Regions from separate parts of the Homo sapiens genome. Here region 1 is linked to region 2. The links are chromatin contacts, found by Hi-C in ENCODE. All regions are on one chromosome and are shown on one strand. Each heading gives the region's core, a stretch centred on a gene start or an enhancer-like site at or near the end of the contact. The rest is flanking DNA. Distances are from core to core; before and after follow the strand shown. Region 1 overlaps MECOM (MDS1 and EVI1 complex locus). Region 2 overlaps MECOM (MDS1 and EVI1 complex locus).

What was found. A loop is a pair of places that touch in the nucleus more often than their neighbours do. Pooled maps may share reads with other maps.
Region 1: a loop to region 2 is called in a map of endothelial cell of umbilical vein, with 8 times the contacts of the local background. The contact joins two enhancer-like sites. A Hi-C loop is called at or near these places in 9 of 168 maps with a recorded cell type or tissue (Caco-2, Calu3, IMR-90 and 6 more) and 10 of 50 pooled maps.

The regions. Positions count from the first base shown.
Region 1 is chr3:169,385,562-169,389,769 of GRCh38, forward strand. The region is part of intron 1 of MECOM (MDS1 and EVI1 complex locus); the gene reads right to left. Among named protein-coding and RNA genes, the nearest start is that of MECOM-AS1, 60 kb to the right of the region's middle. Within about 2 kb of position 2,795, at least 14 of the 41 ENCODE cell types and tissues checked have a DNase peak (open chromatin) inside an H3K27ac peak, as active enhancers do; they include endothelial cell of umbilical vein, where a contact is called at or near this core.
Region 2 is chr3:169,216,813-169,221,009 of GRCh38, forward strand. The region is part of intron 2 of MECOM (MDS1 and EVI1 complex locus); the gene reads right to left. Among named protein-coding and RNA genes, the nearest start is that of LINC01997, 220 kb to the left of the region's middle. Within about 2 kb of position 1,724, at least 2 of the 41 ENCODE cell types and tissues checked have a DNase peak (open chromatin) inside an H3K27ac peak, as active enhancers do; they include endothelial cell of umbilical vein, where a contact is called at or near this core.

The DNA.
Region 1 (4,208 bases), core at 1,545-4,044, 170 kb after region 2:
TTTCAATGTAATCTAGCATTATGAAATTTTCAACAGCAAATGCAGTTTATCACACCACATTGAATATTTGCATAAACCAAAATAAAATAATGCCTCCATATACATTACTCAAAAACTATCCAAAAAGCTGCTAAAACATTTCATCTAAATGATAAATTACTTCAATTATCATATCCCCATTAAATCTCTGTTATTGGGGAAAATTGGTAGATCCTTTCCCTCAGCTATAACTATAGTTAATTAAAGCATTTCTCAGATATCACACTGACAGATTGGGCACGTTTACAATAGGTAAGTATCAGGTAAGAAGTGCCATATATATCAGTGGTCCCATAAAGATAAATAACACTTGTAACTTCTTGGAGCTGAGCTGTCTGCTACTGTAATTTGCTTCATGCATCCTTTAGGCATGTCATTAACTGAGTGAGGAAAGAAAGACAAGCATATTGTTGGATTTGAGACAAATGATTTGGGAAATTGCTCTTGGAAGTCAACCTCTTCAATTCAAATTTTAAGTGTTCTAATTTCCTCAGAGACCAAGGGAAAGGCCACATTTTGATTAGATTATATTTATTTATATGTGTCTTTGAATAACTACCATAGGTTTCCACTTCAGAAGTATTCCATTTTGGAAACATATCAGAACCTTCAAAGAGAAGAAATTGCAGAAATAATACCAATAATAGTAACTTCCATAGATGTATCCACATTTTCTCATTTTAATGCTCAAAACAATCCATTGAGAAAATGATGATAAGAATAATCTTCCATTTTCCAGATGTAGGACCTGATATTCAATATATCCAAAGTCAGCTGAGACTAGCTGGGTGTCCAAACCCAGTCCTCCCTTTAACTCTTAGGCAACTTGTTTTTCGATCCTTAAAGATATGTTTTAAAGTTTGTTTGTTTTATCAAAATCGTAGCCATAATGTGTGAATACTTTGGCTTTTGACTTTTTCATTGGATTATAGTTTATTATAAACCCTTCCTTATGTGTATTTTACTATTTTCTAAAACTACATTTAATTGCTTTATAATATTCCATTATAGGAATCCACAACAGCTGAACTACTTCCATGGATTTTATTTATGTTGCTTCTAATTTTCTGATATCATAAATATCATGAAAATGAGCCTTCCTTAACATAAATTTTTATTGTCATCCATTTCAATTTCCTTAGGTTAGATTCCTATAAGAAAACTTAGTGGGTATTGACAGATTGCTTTTCAGAAAGTGTATAGCAATTTACACTTCTACCAATTATACTGGCATTTATTATTATGTCTTGTTTTTAATAAAGAAAATTATATATCTATTACTGCTTAATTCACATCTCAGTTGATTACAGAAACTAAATATTCTTATTTGTCATTCAAACTTCTTTATTTGCAAATTGTTCATTGTTTTTGCCCACTTTTAATTAGGCTTTCATGTCTGTCTTATTAATGATAAATAAATTAGCCCTTGGATATTGTATTTTAAAATTTCCTAGTAGACAATTTGCCATTTGGTATTTCGATTTTTTTTAACTTTTATGGAACTAAGTCTATATGTCTTTTGTGATTTTTACATTTTTCTTACAAAGTCCTTACCTACAGAAGGGAAAAAAAGATTCCCTTGAATTTTCTTTGAGTTTCATAGTTGCTTTTCTACCAACCTTGGATTACCAATGAGTGATTTACTGCTGAGTGAAAAGCAGAAAAAAAAATGATTTCATTTATTTGAGCGCCTGTGAACGGCAGGCTAGAAAAAAATGCCATTTCACTCGTAATTCTTCGGTTCTTATTTGCAAGGCTGGCCTAAATGCCTTCTCTTTTTGTGGGTTTTATATAACTCACCATTTGTTTCTTTTGGCCTTTCCGCCTAGTTTAACTGCAAATCTGGTCAGATGCCATTCAAAATCCTGAGTTTCACCATTAATGCCCATCATAATACTTATCACTCAGCATTATCATTAGTGATAGTAACATGAATAATTTTTCTCTCTACTCTTCACATTAGTTCATTGATAGAAAATATTCAGCAACTAAAAAGTTTAATATTAAGAGCATATATACATACTTTGACTATAAAGTAAGACTGATTTCTGTAGTTATTAAGAAGTTAATTATTTATACTCAACTGTACACATATATGCATATAATACACACATCCATGTGTATTTGCAATCTGTGTGTAGGGGTGTGTGTGTGTAATAGCTCCCTAATCTTAAAAATAGGCTGAGACAGAAACATGATTTGAGATCCCAGGCAGACTGGTTGAGATCATAACTACATGAAACAACTGCCAAGAGGAGCTCAACTAGGGAATTGAACAGATTAGGTAACTCAGAAATTTAGACATTTCCCCCCATTATGTTCCTCATTGCAGTTTTGTAATAAAAACATGAGCAAACTTCAAAGGAAGCTCTGTAGTAAAGGTTAATTGCTACTAAAGAAGAGGGTGGGCCCAAGCGCCAGTACTTTGTGCCCAACTTGCAAGCAGACAGGAAGGATTACACGTGGCTGAGAGCGGAGGATGTGTGCCCTGCTCTAGGAGGAGAACAGCTCGGCCAAACCTCAAAGCCCCACTAGGGACCTCCTGGTAGGACGTGAGCACATGAGCACAAGTCCATGAGCTGATGCCTGCTAACAGTGCGGCAGGGAAGGGAGGGGGAAGACATCAATTTCCTTACAAAATTAAAACTGGACATGCTCTTCTTCCCTTGTTAGGACAATTCCAGAGCAGTTACAGAGGCTTGTTTGTGAGAAAGCAGAGGACTTCGGGAGCCAGCTCTTCTGCACCAGTAACACAGTGAATAAACACGTGCTGGGCTTGGGGAAAAGGGTGGAGCTCAACTAATGCCAGATGCACAAACAGAACAAAGAAGGAGGCTATGAACTGGCCAGCAAAATCTTCTATGAGAATGGCCCCAAGATAATGAAATTTAAGATCCCAAAGAAACGAAGAAAGGAAACTAGTAAAAGTAGGGAAAATGAATTTCCAGAAAACTGACTTAAACAAGCTGTGAAGGACTGTAGCAAGGGTGCAGAATTACAGGCTTAGAAAACAGAGACATTGAATAGAATGGGAACTGCTGATGGGCATAGTCTTTAGCATGTCCTGCTCCAGAGGGGAGTGAGAAGAAAAGAGACTTAAATGGAGTGTTTGGACACTGGACTGAATCTGTAGAACCCGTGTCTCTAGATACGACCATTATGTTTGGAAATAATCTATCAACATGGCTTGGCACTAGAATTTTTTTAATGACCCTCTAAGCTTCCTTGCACTTTTAGTATTTGCTACTTCATAGTACCATGCTATTCCATGTCTTCCTTATGGAACTTTTCCCCAGTGTTTCCTAAAAATATTTCATATACGAGTTGTCAAAAAGACTCAGAATGGAAGTATTGGGGGCAAGATAGCAAGGGAGATGGCAAAGAATGTGATACGGATGGAAAATAAGGGACTAAATCAATGAGCAAACTTTTATTTTTCTCCTGGTATTGCGGCATACTGTTGCATGTCCTGTGGCTTTTAAATCTGGTTAAGAGATTTTCCACTCCTCTAGGAATTTCACAGACATTTCACTAAATAAATATGATTTGGGAATTAAACTAGTACTCCTAAGCTATTAAAAAATGGGCTTCGCCTCTTCCAAAACTTTCTCTTCAGAGATGGAACTAAGCTTTTGTCAAAAGGTAATGGAAAGAAATTGCTAGAAAATTCATACTTGAGGTACCAGTAAAGCCATTTGGTATCTAGTTACTGAATCTAAAAGAGCTAACGCAAAGACATTAAAGTTCTGTGAGTACTATTCCAAAGGAAAACATGAGCTGGTTAATGTTTGGCTTATTCTGTTGTTAAGGAGCCACCGTCACCAATATCCACTGGAATGACCAGGTAAGAACAGACTTATCACATATCAGATAGATAGTTTTTCTTTTATGTTTTAGCTATGTGCCTCTACTTTCTTTTGCCAGTACAAATTTTTGAGAGACTTTTAGCAACCTCTGATGGACCTGATGGGCTTTTTCTTCATAAGCTTTCTATGTCCCCAAAGTGATTTTCCTTCAGATTCATTTAGAGGAAAGTAGAACCGTCCTGAATTCATGCTGCAGCAGACTGGGTGGTTACTCCTCAGGCAATCTGAAATGACCAGAGTACAGCCTTTCAGTATTCCAGCCATATCTACAGTAATTATTTGCCAGCATATCTAAAAGAAGGC
Region 2 (4,197 bases), core at 474-2,973:
GTAGCTCAATAAAAAGTTGACAGTGTTTATCTGTAAAACAAAAACAAAAACAAAAACGCACATTAAGCTATCGCCGTGGCCACCATTTACACGGAGTTACTTAAAACAGAATAAATATATTACCCTATAATTTAAGTCATAAAAATCTACTGAGGAAGTTTAGTCTCTACTAGCCACACAAATAAACAGGTATGATACCATAGAGAACAACCGACAGATACCCCATCTCTGTGGGTTCATTTTGACTTCCTTGCACAAGTAGGTAACAGGAGGGTGGATGATCCGCAGATAGCCAGAGCCATATATTTAGAAGATGAACTCATAACAGAATGATCTGGATTTTGGCACCTGAGTAAACATGACTACATGGGTTTGTATTAACTTCTATTTGACATTCACAGAGAATTCCCACCTCTTGCCTGCATACATGAACTATAGCTAGACTCTTGGAGTCTTTTTTTTTTAATAAAACATTTTTGTGGAGACAATAAAATATATAACACAAAGGAAAGATTCTGATATAGGATTACATTTTGGGTTTGTAATAAACTAGAACATTGTACTTAAAGATAACACTGCTCAAGTTCAGAAAGATTTTTAAAAAGCAAAATATTTAGCATTTTCGTAAATTATGCACAATTAACATAACCTCACTACTATATACATGAAATGTTTAAAAATAAATAAATAGGCCGAGCACGGTGGCTCACACCTGTAATCCCAGAACTTTGGGAGGCCAAGGCGGGCAGATCACTGAGGTCAGGAGTTTGAGACCAGCCTGGCTAACATGGCAAAACCCCGTCGCCACTAAAAATACAAACATTAGCTGGGCACTGTGGCACGTACCTGTAATCCCAGATACTTGGGAGGCTGAGGCAGCAGAATCACTTGAACCCAGGAGGTGGAGATTGCAGTGAGCTGAGATCACACCACTGCACTCCAACCTGGGCAACAGAGCGAGACTCCATCTCAAAAAACTATATATATATTTATTTTACATATTTTATTTTACAAAATAAAATATATATGTAATATATATATATATAATCCCCATAATTTCAAAATTTATAAAAATTTCAGCATAGGGTAGTTTTTCTCACTCATCTACAAACATAATCAGAATTTACAACATGGCCTTGACAACAATTTTATTATACATCCTAAATTATCAGTGACTCTAATTAAATATTTTAATAGCTCTATAGTGAAATTAATGCTTAGGGCAGTAATCATTTGACTACTATAAATCATGTAAAGCTAAAAGTTTAGCAATATAGCTTATAGGTTGATAATCCAGAAGAGAAATATATTTTTATTTTAATGGGAAGAGACATCTTACTGTGTGCTTTTAAAATAAATTAGGTTTAAGAAGTCTACAAATTCTGAAAAGTTACAGGAAAAAAAAAGGATCCATTAATCAAAATTGTGTGACATGAAAAAATTTCATTTTTCAGAATGATCTTTAAGAAGATAAAACTTTCAACAGGGATCACAAGAGCTGGGTTGTTTAATTTGCAGTAGAATTTTTGAAATCTGGAGGAAGGATGACACTCAAATCAGATGTATGCACTTGACTTGTCAATGTAATGGAAAGTTACTTCGGGCAATGATCCCAATAATGCCACAGCTTGGGTGGGAAGTTTACAAGGAAAAACAGGAAGTGATGCCAGGGATCACAAAAGGACACTTCCCTTTTGACTGGAATGAGTATTTTACAAATCAAGGAGTGCTATGCATCCAGGGTGAGGCAGGGGGAGGCAGAGTGTCTCTCAGAAAAGCCTGTAACCTGTGGTCTCACACAGTGACTTCAGAACTTGTGGAATTTTGAATACTGTATCCAATTAGGAAAGTATCCTTTTTGTGTTCACATACTACAGAATGCAGTCCATATCAGTGTTAACTTTTATTTCTTAATCATTCTGTATTAGGCATCAAAAAGCCTACTACTGCTTGCCCAAAATCATTCAGGGAATTAAAAAGTTCTCTCTTTACTTACTCTTACAGTTTTATTTTGACAGACAATGTTGCACCGTATCCAATTTAAATTTGTGATGACAGTGGATTTGGGCGTGCAAATGTGACAGAGAACTTTCTCTTTCTCCCCCTCCTTCTACACCACACACCTACCCCTACGTATATAGCTGCGTGTGTGTGTGTGTGCTGTCTCCTGAGCTATGTCATGATCTTGGATGTGTGTCTGTGGGGCCCCAGTGTTGCTGCTGTGGGCTTTTTGCAACAACTATAAAATTCAGCACATTATCCTCATCTCGCTATAACAGCAAACATCGAAGTATCACAGAATCAAAGGAATTAGTTGAAAATAATTTCATAGACAGAGGTACTTAGCTTTTTATAGCTCTGGCTCAACTTGAATATCAATCTATATTAGGTCCTTTAAAAAAAAATTTAATAGGCCAGGCGCGGTGGCTCACGCCTGTAATCCCAGCACTTCGGGAGGCCGAGGAGGGTGGATCACGAGGTCAGGAGATCCAGACCATCCTGGCTAACATGGTGAAACCGCGTATCCACTAAAAATACAAAAAAATTAGCCAGGCGTGGTGGTGGGCGCCTGTAGTCCCAGGTACTCGGGAGGCTGAGGTAGGAGAATGGCCTGAACCTGGGAGGCGGAGCTTGCAGTGAGCCAAGATGGCGCCACTGCACTCCAGCCTGGGCGACAGAGCGAGACTCCGTCTTAAAAACAAAACAGAACAAAACAAAAACTTAATGAGATCATTCCTAGGTTAGAAGGTAAACTTATAGCTAACTTTCTTCTTGGCAAAAAATCAGGATGCTATATATACACCACTATATATTTGAGCACACACATGTAGCTACATATGTAGGGGTGGGTGTGTGGTGTAGAAGGAGTGAGAGAAAGTCTGTCACACTTGCATGCCCAAATCCACTGTCATCATAAATTTAAATTACATATATAGGTGTGTGTATATATATAATGGTATATATATATTATATACATTAGTTTGCTATATATAATAATAGCATGTGTATATATATATAAAATCATCCTAATTTTTTATCAAGAATACAGTTAACTATAAGTTTACCTCCTAACCTAGGAACCATCTCATTAAGTTTTTTTAAAGGATCTAATATATATATTATTCTAATATGTATAATTCTAATATATAATATATTCCAATTATATACATTTTAACAAATATAAATATAAGTAAATAAATATACATTTTCTAACTATATAGTTAGAAAATAAGACTGGGCACGGTGGCTCATGCCTGCAATCCCAACACTTAAGAAAGCTGAGGCAGGTGGATCACTTGAGTTTAGGAGTTCAAGATGAGTCTGGGTAATACAATGAAACCCTGTCTCTCCAAAAAAATACAAAAAAATTATCCAGGCATGGTGGTGCACACTGGTAGTACAGCTACCTGGGAAGGCTGAGGTGAGAGGATCACCTGGGAGGCAGAGGCTGCCTGCAGTGAGCTGTTTAGTCCAGCCAGAGTGAAACTCTGTCTCAAAAACAAGCAAAAAGAAAAGAAAAGAACACTTACTTGCTTCTTTTCTCAAATATTGCCTTTTCAGTGAGACCTCCCTTACCTAAAATTTCTACCTGTTCCTCCCACCTGCTAACACTTCATATTCCTCTTACCTGCTTTATTTTATCTTTCTTGCATTTAATTTTATTTTTATTATTATTTTTTGAGATGGAGTCTCCCTCTATCACCCAGACTGGAGTGCAGTAGCTCGATTTTGGCTCACTGCAACCTCCGCCTCCCAGGTTCTAGCGATTCTCCTGCCCCAGCCCCCCAAGTAGCTAGGATTACAGGTGCCCACCACCACGCCCAGCTAATTTTTGTATTTTTAGTAGAGACGGGATTTCTCCATGTTGGCTAGGCTGGTCTCAAACTCCTGACATCAGGTGATCCACCCACCTGGGTCTTCCAAAATGCTGGGATTACAGGCTTAAGCCACCGTGCCTGCCAATAAGCTACACTTTTTTCTTAACTTTTTTATTGTCTTTTCTCACCAGTAGAAGAGAAAGACCATAAGGGCAGGAATTTTTGTCTGTCTTGTTGACTAGTGTATTTCCTGAGGCTCGAACAATATCCGGCGCATAGTTGGGGCTTAAAAATCATTTGCTAAATCAATGAATAAAGGAAGGAAGGAAAGTAGGAAGAAAATCGAAGAAGAAGATTAGGGAAAGGCACTCTATACAAT